Linked DNA regions of Homo sapiens: region 1 is linked to region 2. Evidence: chromatin contacts called from ENCODE Hi-C or POLR2A ChIA-PET data. All regions are on one chromosome and are shown on one strand. The core of a region is the stretch at or near the end of the contact, and the rest is flanking DNA. Distances in the headings are between cores, read along the strand shown.

Region 1 (4,254 bases), core at 296-2,795, 180 kb after region 2:
ATAGTTGCCAGATAGTTGCCGATCTCCTCATTAATCTCACTAACTGGAACCTTCTCTAGTTGGGCTTTATCTTAAATAGTGGTACCCAAGAGTAAACACAACAAATCCAGGTGTGGGCTGCCCGTAATGAACACTAGACTTCCAGTGCAACATCACATAAGCTAGTGTAATAGGATTTTAAATTAGAATCATTTCTGACTCAGTTTTTACTGAATCCACTAGACAATAAAGACCAAGTTCCAAAATGAAACAAGAGACCTATGCCGGAGTTGCAAAAATGGTGTCTGAGAACCAGTTTTGCAGCCCCTAGTGGACCAGCTATCTCTCTCCCTTTCAAAACAAACAAACAAACAAATAAACTTAACCCCAAGAAAGGAGTTAGAGTTTAGGAGATAATTTTTGGAGGGAGCTATTGATATGTACTGAGTACCACTTTTATGTCACCACGGAGGGGGCAGACACTGGGAGTTCTTGAATCTCACTTTAAGCCTAAAGAACAAGGCTTCAGTTCATCTGCTCTGAACACTTGGTGTTTGCTCCCTGGATCTAGAGAAACACGGTAAACCTGTGCACTTCTCCAGCTAAGAAATCTAAGGAACAAAAGTTCTAGCAGACACATTGCCTACATGATGGAAGATGACTGCATGATGGAGGAGTGGCTATAAAGAGATTTGGCCTATGTACAGGGGTACAGATACTCATATCACTGGAAGGAAGCGGTATCTTTGTGCTTTGAAATGACTAAAATACATTATATTACCTGAAACATTACCTGAAAATGACATAAATGTCATAGAACTTGCCCTATATTTTATTCAAGGGTCAGGGGAAGAATAGGCCCAAACCAAATGGATTTGAAAGCACCATAGGAGACAAAAATGAAATTGTTTTATGACTACACTTTTTCTTTCCTTTGTTTTCAACTTAGTAAGTTGTTTTATATATAGATATAGATATACATACACACACATACATGTGTGTACACACAAACATACATACATATGTATATGCATGGCACATATATAAAACAGCAAACTTATAAAAATCATACTAACTACAATTTATTGCTTATTTATTGAGTTCTATGCACTTCATTAAGACCTTTACAAACGTTATTCATTTTTCACAGCCATTTTATGGGACAAAATTCATAATTCTCATTTTATTGACAAGAAGGCAGCCTCAGAAATGTTAACTAGCTTGCTCAAGATCTGTCATATATAAATGGGCTTAGCCTAAACTCGAGTCAGCCTGACTATGAGGTCCAAGCTTTTAACCACCGCTTTTTTTATATTAGTTATAGCTAGCATGGCCTTTCAGAACAGCAACTGATTTTATTGTTTAGATTTTTCCAATATGCACTGGAAATTTCAAAGGGAGTTAGAAGACTATTTATAGGATATGGTATAAGTCAGTTTACTCCTTCTAATAACTCTTATTATCCTAATAAATATAGAGGGAACATTTTGTGACATTAATGGAAACAACAGAACTAACACAAAAATATGCTGTTCTTGACACAAGAGCTTGCTGTTCTGTTTAACTGAAAATGCAAGGCTGCTTCCACCTGCAGACCAAAAGGACAACTGCAATACTTCCAGTTCTACAATTACTTCCTTTAATAGACCAACAGCCACGGTGCTAGATTAAGGGTGTCACTCAACTGATCGCCAGGTGGCTCTAAAGCCTCATCCAGGAGTAGTGCAAGCACTGGGTGAGTAGGAACATGGTGCATAATGAATTGACCAAACTGTTGGTCTTAGAGATCTTGCAAAATCAATAGCCCTGGAGCTGCAAAGATGATTAGGACACTTTTGCCAGCCTAGTATCCATCCTGGAGGACCCTGAATGTTTCAGAAGGGGAAAGTCCAATATTACTCCCTCTTCTGTAAAATGTGGGGGCTCTGAGAATTAAATTATTACACATTTGCTGAGAGCCTACCATATGCCAGGTAGAATTTTAAGCATGTGGGATGCACTGGTGAACGAAAGATGTCTGTCTTCACAGAGCTTAGATGAGATAATATATCTGAAAATATTTTGTAAACCTTATTGAGCAACACACAGTAATAACTTTTCTTCATGTTTATAATAAATTGGAAAACACATCATATTTCTAACTAATATGCCTATATACTCTTATTGGGAGTGGTATTATAGCTTAAGACTGTTGTCAGAATTACCTGAATGGAGTTCTTTACTTCCTGCTTCTGGTCCACTCACTGAAGAGTAAACCTCTCAAGGACTAGGATGAGTTCTTCCAACCGTTTATTTTCTCTGTGTCCCAAGAGAAAGTACTAGAGTCAGAGTACACTGTTCATAAATGTGTGCTGGATGGAATGGAATTAAACTATAAAAGAGTTGATAAACCAAAATGTTGAAGCCTAGGGAGGGTCAGAATGCAAAAGAGATGTGTCTATATAGATTGGTGAGCAGTTTATTCTGCATCTGTGCCCTCCATCCTCACAACACCCTACACATTTCTTAGAAGTGCACTCACATCCCATCCATGAAGTGTTTACTGCTCTATCAGTTTGCATGACTCTCCTTTTTGTATCTCCTATTACATTATGGCCTCACTCACAGAAATTCACATGCAAGCCTGAATGTTTTATGTTATTCTCTAAGAGTAGTAAACTTAAATTCAGGAACAATTCTATAGCCACCTGAATAATTCCCCACTCCCTATCACATACAATGTTCAGTGACCATTAGGAGCGAATGAATGCTATAGTCTAGATTTTTTTTTTTGTGAAAGAATCTATGATTTCCAGAGATATGTATGCACATGTGTGTGTTTGCATATGAGAATGCATATGCTTAGCATTTTTTGGTCTTTATTTCTTTCCATTAAGTTCTGATATTTGGATTTGGGACCTATTGGTGCTAGTTAGGGAAGAGTTTGTAGCAAAGATGGAATTCTGATACCCTCTTTTCTAAAACTTTGTCTGTGATTTGTAGTATATAACTCTTAAAAAATTGTTTTTCTTTTGTTGTTCTAAACTCATCTCTCAAAGTATGGCCATCTGTTTCAAAATCAGAATTTTATACAAAACACATGTAAAATATGAATTCCTGGCTTCCACTCCCAATTTCCTGAATCCAAATGTCTGGGAGTGGAATTCCTGGGTTTGCATTTATAACAAGTGGCCTTACAGAGTCCAGTGTACACTCAGGTTGAAGAACTACTGCCTTGGAGTGCACTGTTAGCAGGTAAAGTACACTGTGAAAAGTCCCTGTGTGAAATGTCAGCAACAAGTCCAGGACTTTTCCTGCAAAGGGCATGTGCTTTTGGAATTGGTTTGCTCTCCCAGATCAGCAGAGTAAATCTTAATAGCATTTCAGATTTTAGGGCACAGGGAAAGATTCTCTGTGACTCACCAAAGCAGCATGTTTGTATTCCGTGGGCAATGACATTCTTTGAATGAGCACTTAAAAAACAGGTATTTTTTTTCCAACTGTTAAACAAAATAAGTAAAATAAAAGCATCTGTAATGTACCTCGCAGATAGTTATAACGATCGCTAATGTGTACAGTAATCACCCCTTCTCCTTGAGGAATATGTTCAAAGACCCTCAGTGGATGTCAGAAACGAAGGACAGTACTGGATCCTACACACACTATACGCAACAGTAGGTCAGATCACCGAGGCAGCTATTAAGTGACTAAGGGGTGGGTAGTGCATACAATGTGGAAATGCTGGCCAAAGGGATGATTCATATCCCATGTGAAGTGGGATGGCTTGAGATTTCATCACGCTATTCAGAACAGTGTTCAATTTACCACTGATGAATTGTTTATCTATGAAATTTCCCATGTAATTTTTGCAGACCATGATTAACCACTGGTAACTGAAGCCTCAAAAGGGAAATTCTGGATAGCAGGGGTGGTACTGTAGACCCTATGTATAGAAATAATTAAGCTTATATTCCACCTATGGTTTTCCATGCAGCTTTTACATTTAAATTTACGTTTTATATACTTGAATAAAATGAATTAAAATTAGAAAAAACAAAGTTTAGCCACAAAAAGTTTATTATTGTAATATATTTTGAAAAATGGTTTATCAATACTGATTTTAGCCTTTTATACTGTATATTATGATCAAATAATTTTCAAATGGAAAAAAGTAATCCTTTTATAAGCTGTTGGTAAAATAAGAATCTTAGTAGCTGATTCATGCCAGAGTAATTACCTCTTTCTGGCCTTTTCTCTGCTCCTTTCTTTCTCTCCCTCCCAATTTCTTTCTCTCAC
Region 2 (4,502 bases), core at 1,343-3,842:
GCGACCTTGCATCAAGCAAGTCTACTGGTACCATTTTTTTGACAGCACTCACTTCATTTCTCTGTGTCACATTTTGGTTATTATTGCAATTTTTCAAACTTTTTAATTGTTATTATATCTGTTACAGTGATCAGTCCTCCATTACAATAAGCAAGATAGTCTGAGAGATTCTAGAATATTTCTTTTTTCTTCTTCAAACTTTTTTGAGTGTGACTTGCAGTATGAAATACATTTTTATCGCAACCCAGTATACATATAGATGCATATATTTAGCTGAAACAGTATCTCACAGAAGTAATATTTGCCCTTACTATATTATTAAACTCTGACATTTTACTACCATATTTTATTTTATTTTTTTATATTGCTGGATGCAATGAACTAAATTGGTTTCACAACTCAGTAATAGGCCATAACTTACTATTTCAAAAGTATTGGCTGAAAAAACATTAAGAGAGGTAAATGCTGATAATCTGTGTGCCCTAGAGGAAGAGAAGGACTCAGGTAATGTACAGGCCATGTTAGATGATTGTTAAAAGTATGAGGTTTGGGCCAGGCGTTGTGGCTCACACCTGTAATTCCAACACTTTCGGAGGCTGAGGTGGGTGGATCACTTGAGGTCAGGGGTTCTTGACCAGCCTGGCCAACATGGTGAAACCCCATCTCTATTAAAAATACAAAAATTGGCCGTGCATGGTGGGCACACCTGTAATCCCAGCTACCTGGGAGGCTGAGGCAGGAGAATCACTTGAACCCGGGAGGCGGAGGTTGCAGTGAGTTGCGATTGTGCCACTGCGCTCCAGCTCCAGCCTGGGCAACAAGGGCAACAGCAGTCTGAATATATATATATATATATCTCCTCAGGGATAGGAGCAAGCAGGAATCATTTCTTTTTTTTTTTTTTGAGACGGAGTCTCACTCTGTCGCCCAGGATGGAGTGCAGTGGCACCATCTCAGCTCACTACAAGCTCCGCCTCCTGGATTAACGCTGTTCTCCTGCCTTGCCTCCCCAGCAGCTGGGACTACAGGCTCCCGCCACCACACCCAGCTAATTTTTTGTATTTGTAGTAGAGATGGGGTTCCACCATGTTAGCCAGGATGGTCTCGATCTCCTGACCTTGTGATCCGCCCGCCTCGGCCTCCCAAAGTGCTGGGATTACAGGCGTGAGCGACCGCACCCGGTCAGTCATTTCTTAATAAAAGAGTTGCCTGGCCTACCTCTTTAAGAAGAACAGCAACTCACCTTGCAAACATAATTCAAGTATATGTGTGTGTGTGTGTGTATATATATATACACACGCATATATATGTGTATATATATATTTATGTCAAACCTCATATATATGTATATGTGTGTGTGTATATATATGTCAATATATTTTTATGTCAAACCTCATATATATAATATATATAATATTAATAAAATATATTATATATTATATATATTATATATAATAAAATATAATATATATTATATATAATATATAATAAAATATATTATATATTATATATATTATATATAATAAAATATAATATATATTATATATAATATATAATAAAATATATTATATATTATATATATTATATATAATAAAATATATTATATATTATATATATATGAGGTTTGACATAAACCTCAGGGGTGGGGGTGGTGGAAGGGAGAGCATCAGGAAAAATAGCTATTGCATGCTGGGCTTAATACCTAGGTGATAGGTTGATAGGTGCAGCAAACCACCATGGCACACGTTTACCAATGTAACAAACCTGCACATCCTGCACATGTACCCTGCACATTTACCTATGTAACAAACCTGTAGATCCTGCACATGTAACTTAAAATAAATAAATAAATAAGGCTTTAGAATGAAATTGAGTTTAGGGCCATGAATACAGTTTGACGGGTGTGGGCACAGAGGTGATGTTTGGCATCAGAGTAGATAAGTTATTTGAAGAGAGAAAAACAAAAAGAATAGAGTAAAGCAGAAGATGAGAAACTAAACTCTACTGAGTACCCACAGTTCTGCAGTGGAGTAAAGAAGAAGAATTAGAGAAAGTACTCTCTCTATATAGTATTCGTATATGTATATGAATGAAGGATTTAGTAAAGTATAATTTATGGTAATAGTTTTTACCGTCAGAAGTATTTTCTTTATTTTATATTGAAGTTTTTGTTTTAAGATTAATACTGTTGGCCGGGCGCGGTGGCTCACGCTTGTAATCCCAGCACTTTGGGAGGCAGAGGCGGGCGGATCACGAGGTCAGGAGATCGAGACCATCCTGGCTAAAACGGTGAAACCCCGTCTCTACTAAAAATACAAAAACTTAGCCGGGAGTGGTTGTGGGCGCCTGTAGTCCCAGTTACTCGGGAGGCTGGAGAATGGCGTGAACCCGGGAGGCGGGGCTTGCAGTGAGCCGAGATCGCGCTACTGCACTCCAGCCTGGGCGACAGAGCGAGGCTCCGTCTCAAAAAAAAAAAAAAAAAAAAAAGAAAAAGATTAATACTATTGTCAGTATGCTGGTTCATTGTGGAGTATAAAATAATTTATTCTTCTCCATGAGCAAGTCGTGATCAGTTTCTTGTCTAAAAACCTTCCTATAAGTCCAGGAAAGATGGCTTATTCTGCCATCTTGTGGCTTGTTTTATTATGTTATCACTGTACATTGAGAAGTAATGGGTTAAAAGAAAACCAAACCGAAATTTACCCGAAGGTGTATTTTAATTATAGTACATACTAAGTGTATATTGGAGGCCAGGCAATAGAGCTAGGAAAATAAAAATATGAGGTATATCCTTCTCTTAAGGTTGATATTGGGCACCCGTTCAGAATATTCCTTCTCATAAAGTTCTAGGAAATAAAATCATAAATTAAGTAGGAATAAGCCTAACATGAAATGAACAAGATATTTATAAGGAAAATTGTAGAACCCTACTAAGGAACATAGAATAATGAAGGGATATATTGTAATTGTTAAAATATTTATTATTATAATATGCATACATCTTCCAGAGTAAGCTACAGGTCTGAAAATATCACAGGCAAAACCCCCAAAGAATGTTGTTTGTATATTTGAATATTATAACTTGGTAGTATAGTTCAAATGTAAGAGAAAATGTGAAACAATAACAAAAGAAAAATGAAAAAGAAAGGAGAAGAAAAAGGGCTTGCTTAAGATATAAAATGCACCATAACATAACAGTCATTAAAAGACACAAAATATGCAAAAGTAAACAAGTAGGCCAGCTGAATCGCATAGAGTCCAGGAAGAAACTCATGAAAAGTATTGACAGCTGATATTTGAAGTGACATTTTAAGTTGGTGGGGGAAAAAGAGAGCAAGTATTTCATGAATGATGTTTTAAAAATTTACCACGCATTGGGAAAAAATAGAGTTGTTTTCAACTTTAAGCTATATACCAATATGAATTTCTTATGTTTAGAGAGCTAGATGTGACAAAAAAGTCTATGTAAGTGTGATATGGTTTGGCTGTGTCCCCACCCAAATCTCATCTTGAATTGTAGCTCCCATAATTCCCATATGTTGTCGGAGGGACCTGGTAGAAGGTAATTGAATCATGGGGGCAGTTCCCCCATACTGTTCTCATGGTAGTGAATGAGTCCCATGACATCTGATGGTTTTATAAGGGGAAACCCCTTTTGCTTGGCTTTCATTCTCTCCTAAACTGCTCCCATGTAAGATGTACCTTTCACCTTCTGCCGTGAGTGTGAGACCTCCCCAGCCAAGTGGAACTGTGAGTCTATTAAACCTCTTTTCTTCTTTGTAAATTGTCCAGTCTTGGGTATGTCTTTGTCAGCAGCATGAGAACAGACTAATACATTAAATTGGTACTGGTAGACTGGGGTACTGCTGTAAAGATACCCAAAAATATGGAAGTGGTGTTGGAACTGGGTAACAAGCAGGTGTTGGAACAGTTTGGAGGGCTCAGAAGAAGACAGGAAAATGTGGGAAAGTTTGGAACTTCCTGGAAACATTTTCAATGGCTTTGACCAAAATGCTGATAATGATATGGACGATGAAATTCAGGCTGAGGTCATCTCAGATGGAGATGAGGAATTTGTTGGGAACTGGAATAAGGTGACTCTTGCTATATTTTAGCAAGGAGACTGGTGGCATTTTGCCACTGCCCTAGAGATTTGCAGAACTTTGAAATTGAGGGAGATGATTTAGGGTATCTGGCAGAAGAAATTTCTAAGCAGCAAAGCCTTCAAGATGTGACTTATGTTCTGTTAAAAGCGTTCAATTTTAAAAGGGAAACAGAGCATGAAAGTTTGGATAATTTGCAGCCTGATGATGTGATAGAAAAGAAAAACCCATTTTCTGAGGAGAAATTCAAGCCAGCTGCAGAAATTTGCATAAGTAATCAGGAGACAAATGTTAATCTCTAAAACAATGGGGAAAATATCTCCAGGGCATGTCAGAGACATGCAGCAGCCCCTTCCATCACAGGTCCAGAGGCCTAAGAGGAAAAAATGATTTCCTGAG

Evidence for each region. Hi-C counts contacts between places; a loop is a spot of excess contacts on that map. ChIA-PET counts read pairs that join two places held with the same protein, here RNA polymerase II (POLR2A). Pooled maps may share reads with other maps.
Region 1: a loop to region 2 is called in a map of PC-9, with 14 times the contacts of the local background. The contact joins two enhancer-like sites. A Hi-C loop is called at or near these places in 3 of 168 maps with a recorded cell type or tissue (IMR-90, MCF 10A and PC-9), 4 of 37 single-sample maps with no recorded cell type and 10 of 50 pooled maps. POLR2A ChIA-PET finds 5 or more read pairs at or near these places in 2 of 52 experiments (AG04450 and MCF 10A).

What each region holds. Positions count from the first base shown.
Region 1 is chr3:190,382,831-190,387,084 of GRCh38, forward strand. It overlaps a transcript of CLDN16 not described here. Among named protein-coding and RNA genes, the nearest start is that of CLDN16, 3.2 kb to the right of the region's middle. RefSeq lists a silencer at 1,470-1,764 and an enhancer at 3,590-3,884. Within about 2 kb of position 1,546, at least 4 of the 41 ENCODE cell types and tissues checked have a DNase peak (open chromatin) inside an H3K27ac peak, as active enhancers do.
Region 2 is chr3:190,199,364-190,203,865 of GRCh38, forward strand. No RefSeq gene overlaps it. Among named protein-coding and RNA genes, the nearest start is that of P3H2-AS1, 81 kb to the left of the region's middle. Within about 2 kb of position 2,593, at least 4 of the 41 ENCODE cell types and tissues checked have a DNase peak (open chromatin) inside an H3K27ac peak, as active enhancers do.